2 separate regions of the Homo sapiens genome follow, and region 2 is linked to region 1. Evidence: chromatin loops called from intact Hi-C (ENCODE). Cell type or tissue: PC-3. All regions are shown on one strand. Links, peaks and the distances in the headings refer to the core of each region. The heading gives the core; the rest is flanking DNA. Region 1 overlaps TSC1 (TSC complex subunit 1). Region 2 has its middle 15 kb from the start of SNORD141A.

The links. A loop is a pair of places that touch in the nucleus more often than their neighbours do. Peaks named below come from ENCODE experiments on the same cell type or tissue, not always from the same donor. Only the 100,000 strongest peaks of a DNase experiment are listed, where the experiment ranks them.
Region 2: a loop joins it to region 1, with 20 times the contacts of the local background. A loop is called at or near these places in 1 of 110 quality-filtered maps.

Annotation. Positions count from the first base shown.
Region 1 is chr9:132,934,957-132,939,327 of GRCh38, forward strand. TSC1 (TSC complex subunit 1) reads right to left here. Exons shown (of 23, transcript NM_000368.5): 2 at 77-139. Among named protein-coding and RNA genes, the nearest start is that of TSC1, 7.5 kb to the right of the region's middle. In PC-3, for the core only: no CTCF peak of the experiment used is centred there; no DNase peak of the experiment used is centred there; H3K4me3 peaks cover 715 bases; H3K27ac peaks cover 1,518 bases.
Region 2 is chr9:133,002,964-133,007,353 of GRCh38, forward strand. No RefSeq gene overlaps it. Among named protein-coding and RNA genes, the nearest start is that of SNORD141A, 15 kb to the right of the region's middle. RefSeq lists enhancers at 263-1,136, 1,220-1,364, 1,239-1,533, 2,011-2,882 and cis regulatory regions at 864-1,815, 1,283-1,300. In PC-3, for the core only: no CTCF peak of the experiment used is centred there; no DNase peak of the experiment used is centred there.

The sequences.
Region 1 (4,371 bases), core at 1-4,000:
AATCCCTGAATGCACGACCATGGGCAAGATAATTCCCTCCCATCTTCCTCTAACCACTGGCCTGGTTATAGCTTACCTGTTCTAGCGACAACTGGTACTTCAGTTTCCAGTGCTGTCAACCTGGTGTCTTTCATGGTCACTGAAGGAAGAAAACATATGTACAATGAAGCAAAATCCCAGATGTAATCAAAAGCGGGTTAGGGGTTCATCTGGCACAAGCTTCTTCCTCCTCTATCCCTGACAGGTGGCCACCACGTTTCCACTGGAATGAACACTCATAATCATTGGAAGCACGTGCCTCTCCCCGTCTACATTTCTGAACAGCTGGTTGCTGGAAAATTCTTTATATTGTGCTGAACTTGTAATCTCTGTCTTTTGTTAATGTCTGTTAGAGGTATAAATGAATGGGCAGGATAGGCCCTAGAATTAGAGAGTTCCGGGTTAAAATCCAAGCTCTGCAACTTATTAGCTGTGTAACATTTAGCTATTTATCTTAAGTCTCCAATGTCTAACCGTAAGTTACCTCGTCTGTAAAGTTAGAATAATGATGGCATCAAGCTCACAAGGCTTGTGGGGATTACATGAGATGATGCATTCCATTGCCCTCGGCACAGCACGGGGCACACCGAAGTTACTGGAGGAGCCATGTGAGGCAGGTCCAGGACAGTGAGAGGCACAAAGCACTGAGTGGGCCTGCAGGGCCTCACCGCCTGCCACAGTCCCCACAGTCCTCACCCCTCCCCAACCCTCCCCACCACCTTGACTCACTGGCCTTTCAGTTCCTTGGCTAAGCCACATGCTCCCCATTCCTGAGCCTAAGAGAGTCTACCTTTGGCTCCTCCTAAACTCACTCTTCATCCTTAAAATCTCAGCTTAAATGCTCACTTCCTCAGAGAAGACCTCCTAGGCCTCTACTTGCCTCCCACTTCCACCTTCCAGACTAGGTCAGGTCCCCTGTTATACTCTTGCAGCCTATATTTCTTGTGTCACTTACCACAACCCAATTAAATAAGCTTGATTGATTACTGAACATGCCTCCTTCACTAGGAGTTATATCCAGGGAGAGACCGCAGCTTACTCAGTACTGTATTTCAAGCAGCTACCATGCTGTCTGGCACTTCTTGATTGAATGACTAGAAGTTAAAATCTTTTCTTTTTCTTTCTTTCTCTCTTTCTTTTTTAGAGACAGGGTCTCACTCTTAGGCTAGAGTACAGTGGAGCCATCATAGCTCACTGCAACCTCAAACTCCTAGGCTCAAGTGATCCTCCCACCTCAGCCTCCCGAGTAGCTAGGAATACAGATGCACTCCACCAGGCCCGACTAATCGGTTTCTTTTAGTTTTAAAGATGGGGTCTCACTATGTTGCCCAGGCTGTTCCCAAACTCCTAGCCTCACGCAATCCTCCCACCAAGGCCTCCCAAGGTGCTAGTATTACAGACGTGAGCCACTGCACCTGGCCAGTATTTCTTAAATAAATGTGCAAAGCCTAATTCTGCCTTCAGGCAGCATGACTTAAGTTTACTACAAAAGAGACATAAAATGTTTGTGAACAGCTATCATTTTTCTATTTTCTTCCCCCTTTTACCCTACTTTCTGTCCAAATTAACTTGTATTAAATATCCATGCTAAATGAGTATATATAAATACATTTTTGTTTGCTTTTAAAATATGGGTCCTTCAAACTATATTTAGGTACAATCTGATCACTAGATGGTAAACTCCATGAGGACAGGAACCATCTGGGACACCTAGGGCCTATCCTGGCACCTGGCACACAAGAGGCAAAAACACCCTGCTCAGAACTGGTAAGATTTAATCAGCTTCTTTGGCAGCCATTCCAGAGTTGAATAGAGTATGAAAGCTGAGCCTCATATACTATGGACACCTAATTACCCTAAACATGGAAAAAACTTGAACCAAGTTCTTAAATGTACGACCATGGCCAAAGTCAAACTAGTGGACTGAGGAACTCTCTAACAATTAAAATCGCTTGTTCCAGATGACAGAGTAATTATATTTCCACGTGGAACACATTCCAGACATTAAACTCCACTGGTCTCTTCAGTGGCACCTGCAAGCCTGTGAACAGTGCTGCAGGCAGGCTGGCCCTCCAGAAAAGAGGGATCATACCATTCTGACAGGGAGTGCTTGCCTGGCCACACTCACTGCAAGTCACAGGGCTTGAATTAAAGTGCAGGAGCCCAGGCCAGGTGTGGTGGCTCACGCCTGTAATCCCAGCACTTTGGGAGGCCAAGGTGGGCGGATCACCTGGCGTCGGGAGTTTGAGACCAACCTAACCAACATGGAGAAACCCCATCTCTACTGAAAATACAAAACTAGCCAGGCGTGGTGGCACATGCCTGTAATCCCAGCTACTCGGGAGGCTAAGGCAGGAGAATCACTTGAACCCAGGAGGTGGAGGTTGCAATGAGTCGAGATAGTGCCACTGCACTCCAGCCTGGGCAACAAGAGCAAAACTCCGTTTCAAAATAAATACATAAATAAATAAAGTGCAAGAGCCTCTAATCTTAAAATCAGAATCTTAAAATAAGCAGTTAGTCCAGTGAGTCATATAGACTTCCTCTTGCGACTAATCCCGGTTGGACATTTTACCTGAAAAGAAATATCTAAGGCAAGGGTAAAATTAGGATCTACGCTAGATGAGATCCTGTAGACTGCCCAGCCACAACCCATCCTACATAAAGGCCCTACTCTAGGAAAGCAGAGTGGTTTTGTTGTTGGTGGTTGGTTTTTTTGTTTTGTTTTTTGAGATAGAGCCCTGCTCTGTCGCTCAGGCTGGAGTTCAGTGGCCTAATCATGACTCATGGTTCACTGCGACCTTCGCCTCCCAGGCTCAAGCAATCATCCCACCTCAACCTCCCAAGTAGCTGGGAATACAGGCACGCACCACCATGCCCAACTAATTTTTGTATTTTTTTGTAGAGACAGGGTCTCCCTAAGTCGCCCAGGCTGGTCTAGAACTCCTGGACTCAAGTGATCCATCCACCTTGGCCTCCCATAGTGCTGGGGTTACAGGCGTGAGCCCCCACCCCCTGCCAAGCAGAGTGTTTTTGTCCAATGCTCAATGTTAAGACTTTTAATTTCTTTATTACTGCACTAAAAATGATAATGGTACTAAATTGGTAGCAATTTTATGTTGGTATGTCAAAGGCTACCTACTATTCTACTCTTATTTATATTTTTAAGTGTTTATTGACTTATTCATTTGTATTTCAATCCTGTCCTATGGGGGTACTACAAGGCATAATCACTCTGGTCAGTAAAGTGAGATGTGATCTGTGAACCTCCTGAGGGGAAGGGAGGAATGCAGATGGAAACACCTGGCAGAGCAGAACACCAGTGTCAATCCACGTCCTTATCTTCGAAAGCCAAATTTAAAAAGAAACCTGCCTCCAGATCTAGACTTTTTTCCCTTTCATATTTGACCCAAAAGTTGTGTTCTCACTTATGTTCATCATTATAACTTCACTTCTATAAGCAATCTTTCTGAATAAAATGTAGGTTTGAGGAAGAAGATAAGGGCTCTGTGTTTAAGTATTTTGAGATGAAACAGAAGGCACATAGATCAATCTGTTTTCACTGTTCATCTTAACTAATATCATTCTTTAGGTGTTTACAGACGGATGGCTTATATGCCTAGGATTACACATGAACTCTAGCCTAACAGCCATGGACAGCTGTCATTAGCAGGACCCGTACGCCATTTTTTTCACATATCTCTGCCCTAGCCAAGATGCATTATGAGCTGTGAGAGAGCCAAGAGTACACACAAACCTTTTGAAAATACTAGTGGCAGATACCTAAGATGTCTTTAGAATGGATTTATCTGAAATTACAGGTGAATATTCGAATTTTTCAAAAACAAGTGCTGTGATATGTGGCCTAGACACTACCCTCTACGACTCCTCAGGACTGTATGTAACATAAAATAGGTGACCGCATATCAATTTGCCTAAGATAATTTTGTACACATTTGTCTATGATGTAAAAATGTACTGCATGTGTAAATGAAGGCAGATGTCTCTTCACTATAACTTGTTTCCTATATTCAATTTTTTATCCATAAAAATTCAAGGACAATTCAGACACAGGTCCAGGCATGGATAGACTATTTTATTATCAGGTACAGTTAGATAGAGCAGAAATGTTACACTGTTAAGTTAATGTTCCGCTCTGGCTCAGGAACTCTCAGGTGACTTCTTAGGGTAATATTCTATCAAGTGAACCAAGACGCCTTCAGCACAAATGCATCTAAAAAGGGTAAGATACTTGCTCCCATTCTCTCTTCCTATCAGTGCCTAGAAGGAAGGAAAAAAGGGTAGGAAATAACTACTTACTATGTGAGAGTA
Region 2 (4,390 bases), core at 325-4,324, 68 kb after region 1:
AACTTCCTCCCGGATCTCTTAAAAATAGAGGGGTTATCGTGGCCGTCAGGCCCCTTCCTCCACATGGGGAACTCGAACATGATTTCTGGGGAAGGCCTAAGCCCCAGGCCTCTCTCAGCCCAGCAAGGACTTATCTCTGAGCTCAGCTGGGCAGCAGGAAGGGAGCGAAGCGACCACCGTGGGCAGCTCTTCCTGCCCCAGGAGCCCCTTTTGGGAGCAGCAAGGGATGTGGCCACTGACTCAGGGGTGTCAATCACCCATCTTCCCCGGAGCTGCGGTTGCCCACCGGACTCTGAGGGGAATCAGAAGTCAGTCGCGTAGAGAGCATCCTGGGGAAGCCTCAGGCACCGTCCGGCCTGGCCTTTCTGCTCCAAGCCCTCCCCCTGCGCCCAGCACGACCCCATCTCTGTACACTACCATGAGATCACTGGTGGACAGCTGTCTCTACTGTGTGGCCAGCCCCAGCAGAGGCTGAGGGTCGGGCACCTGGAGGTCAGGCTGGGGTCTACCACTCCCAGCAGCTGGGTCCTCTCTGCAACAGAGGGCATTCCTGGGGGCCAGCCCAGCTCCTCTGGGGATTTCTTCCCACTTTGTAGACCCCAGACTTAGTGCCAATAGAAGACCACTTCTCGCAGGGTACAAAGTCTGTTCAACAAGTATTTGCTGGGCGTCCACTCTGGGCAGGGCCTTGGCAAGACCCAGGAGAGGAGACGCTGTGGGGGGTCTGGAGGCCCAAGGGGGTTACTAAGCCCAGCCCTGGGGTTAAGGGAAGTCTAATGAGGGAAGTCGACATTTGCAAGACAAAAAGAATTTGATCTGTTGGAAGTGCAGAGGGCTGCCCCAAGCCAAGAAAACAGCGGGGCACAAAGCCCTGGGGGAGACAAGAGGCCTCCCCTGCCCCCAGCTCTTGCCCAACCTGTTAGGGAGCAGTGCTCTAGCCAGCGCCTTCTCAGGGCTTCAGGAGGCCAGTGTGCAAAGCAAGGGTGACCTAGTGGGGTCCTGGGGGCTATCCTGTTGGGGCTTGGCAGCCAGCCACATGCATCTTTGGTCATTGCCACGGTCACGGTCCCTGCCTTCCCATCCCTGCTGGCTCGTGGGATGTCTACGGGGCTTGCCTGGCACCCCCGGCCCTCCTCTGCACTCCTCAGGAAGGAAGGTTCAGGATCCCTGAGCTCAGCCTCCCCAAGGCAGCTCTTTAGAAGCCTACAATCTTAGCTGGAAACCGTCACGGTTAAGGGTTTCCTCCCGGTGGCTCCCCAGCGCCCCTCAGCCCGGCCTGAGACTTATCACTGCCCCCCAGCTGGTGCCCCCCTCCTCCTCCAACCACCTCACCCTGGGTGATTCAGCAAATCTTCCCTCCATGAGGGGAAAAACAAGAGTGAAAAATCACAATGTCAGATTACAAAGCCCTAACTGTAGGGCAGGCCCCTGGCAGGGAGATAAGGGTCTCATTCCCCACCCTCAAAGCCTCTCTGGCAGATAAACCTCCTAGAGCAGCATGGGCTGCACTGCTGCAGGTGTGGGGTGGGGAGGCCTGGCCTCACGGAAGTCTGGTCAGGGGACACAGGGCCCTGCCAGGAGCTGAGGGCCCACAGCTCGGCCACTGTGCAGAGCTGGCCAAAGAGGAAGTGCCACGGCCAGCATTGATGTTGCCATCCCAACAACTGCCTTGGAGGGAAAAAGAGAAGGGCAGGGCCTTCTGAGAAAGTTCAATGACAGGATGCCCCACAAATGCCCTTCACCCTGGGGTGTCCCTCTGCCAGCTCAGCCTGCAAACCATGATCCCTTGTACGACTGCAGCCCAGCTGTGTTGCAGAAGTAAAGGTGTCTGCCCCCATGAAGCCAGCCCAGAGGAGGGAGGAGCTGGGATGCCATTCCTGGGAGGGGGGCCTCCTCTGGGGAGGCCTGGGTGGACTTGAAGGCAGCTCAGCCTCATCTGCCCTAGAGACCTTGCCAGGAGAAATCCTGGGTCTCCAAGCCAGGAGATCTGCTAGGCTGGGAGACCTGCCCTGGGAGCCACTTGTCAGCAGGGGACCCTGTGATTGTGGGGATGAGGCTGGGGGTAGGAAGGGGCGGTCACTAGGCTTCCTCTGCTGGTGGAGGACAATGAAATGATGGCTTTGAAGCTGAACTCTGTGCTGGGCCCTGGTGCTCTAAGCAAGTCATTTCTCTACTTTTTAGCCCCGTATGCTGTCTGTAAAGTGAGATAAGAAAACCCACCCGCAGGGCTGTCCTGGGGAGTCCAGGTGCATGCCAAGCAGGAGTGGCACAGGTCCTGGTCTCTGTTTCCCAGGGTTGGGGACCAGCATCTGGCTGGAATGGGGGTGGCTTTGGGATAAGTGCCTGCATAGCTCTTGGTATCCAGGGCCAAGGGTCCAGCTGCCCAGCATTCTAAAGACTCTCCATTGTCTGGGGAAGCTCTCTGAGGTCATTTCCCACAACACCATGGGATGGCTGCGGTGGGCTAGGGAAAGGAGGGTGTGCAGCAGGCACATAAACTTTCTAGAGTAGTGTGGGTTGCACCACTGCAGGCATGAGGTGGGGCGCCCCGGTGTCACAAAAGTCCGATCAGGGGACATATGGTCCTGCCAGGAGCTAAGGGCCCAGAGCTTGGCCACCGTGCAGAGAGCTGGGCGAAGAGGAAGCGCCGCAGCCAGTGGACTTGGTTCCACTCAGCTGCAAAAGGAAGAGAGTTGGTCAAGACGACGTCTGCAGTCCCTTCACTATAAAATTTTGCAAAATACAAACTGCTCAGTGGGTGTGTAGTTGGCCGAAGGTACTCCACCAAAGAGGTACCAAAAGCTGGTGGGCTTCAAAGCAGCATCGTCCCCAGCAGCCAAAAAGTGGGCACCCCAAGTGTCCATCCACAGATGATGGGTAAACAAAACGGGGCCTGTCCATGCTAGGAAATATGACTTGGCCATCAAAGGGAATGGAGCTCTGACACATGCCACACGTGGACCTTGAGGACATCATGCTGAGTGAAACAGGCCAGTCACAAAAGCACAAGCACAGGATGATTCCACTTATATGAGGTCCCTAGAGTAGTCAAATTCATCGAAAGTAGAATGGTGGCTGGCAGGATCTGGGGGAGGGGAGTGGGGAGTTAGTGTCTAATGGGTACAGAGCTTCAGTTTGGGAAAAGTTCTGGTGTTGGCTGGTGGTGATGATTGCACAACAATGTGAATGTACCCAATGCCACTGAACTGTACACTTAGAAATAGTTAAGAAGGTAAAATTTATTAAGTATATTTTAGTAACCCCTCCCCCCGCCCCCGCCAAAAAAAAAAAGCCCATGTGCACAGTGGTCTCTGCTGAATGAAGACTTGAAAACCAGAGCCCAGCCCTAAACAGCTCATGCATAGTCCAGGCAGAGAAACAGAGCAGGTAATGCCCCCTCAACTGATGGCAGACGGGCCAGGGAGCCCTGCTCTGGGCTGGAGCAGGGAGGCACCTTCAGGGTTGTGGGAGATCTGCAGGGAGAGCCACTTCTCCCTAGGGGTGGGTGTCTGAGCAACAGCACCAGAATCCCAGCGACATTCTCTCCTTCCTCCTTCCAGACTGGCTTTGCCTGCCTCTGAGGCTCTGGGAATGCTGTTCCCTCCACTTGGAAGGCAGTTTCCTCACTTCACCAATTCTTTATCTTCGTCATCCCAAACCCAACCCACATGCACCCCACAAGAAAACCTCCCCTTGCCAGTTATAGACTCTCAAATCCCCCAGAAATTCTGCCCTCTGATGTTGATCATAATTGTCATGAAATAGCTATTTGTGTCATTGTGTGACACGTTCTATGAAATTCTCCATTGCTTCCCCAGTACTCATTAAGGAAATGCTTTTTGTCAGATGGACAGATGGATGGTTGGGTGAGTGGATGGATGGATGAATGATGGATGGATGGATGGTTGGATGGATGGATGGAAGCATGGATAGATGGATGGATGGGTGGATGGATGGATGGTGGATGTGTGGATGGATGGATGGATGAACAGATGGGTGGATGGATGGATGGATGGATGGATGGATGGTTGGATGGATGGATGGATGGATGGTGGATGTGTGGATGGATGAATGGATGAACAGATGGGTGGATGGATGGATGGATGGATGCATGGATGGATGGATGGATGGATGGACGGATGGACGGATGGATGGACAGATGGATGGATGGATGGATGGGTGGGTGGATGGATGATAGGTGGATGGATGGATGGATGGATGGATGGTGGTTGGGTGGATGGATGGTGGATGGGTGGATGGATGGACAATGGGTGGATGGATAGGCAAGCAAACTGAAGGGTCTACCCACCCAAAGGGGCCAATGCATGGAGTGCCTAGGCCTGGATAACAGGGTGCAAGTATACGTGTGAATGGGTGCTTTCGAGTCTTT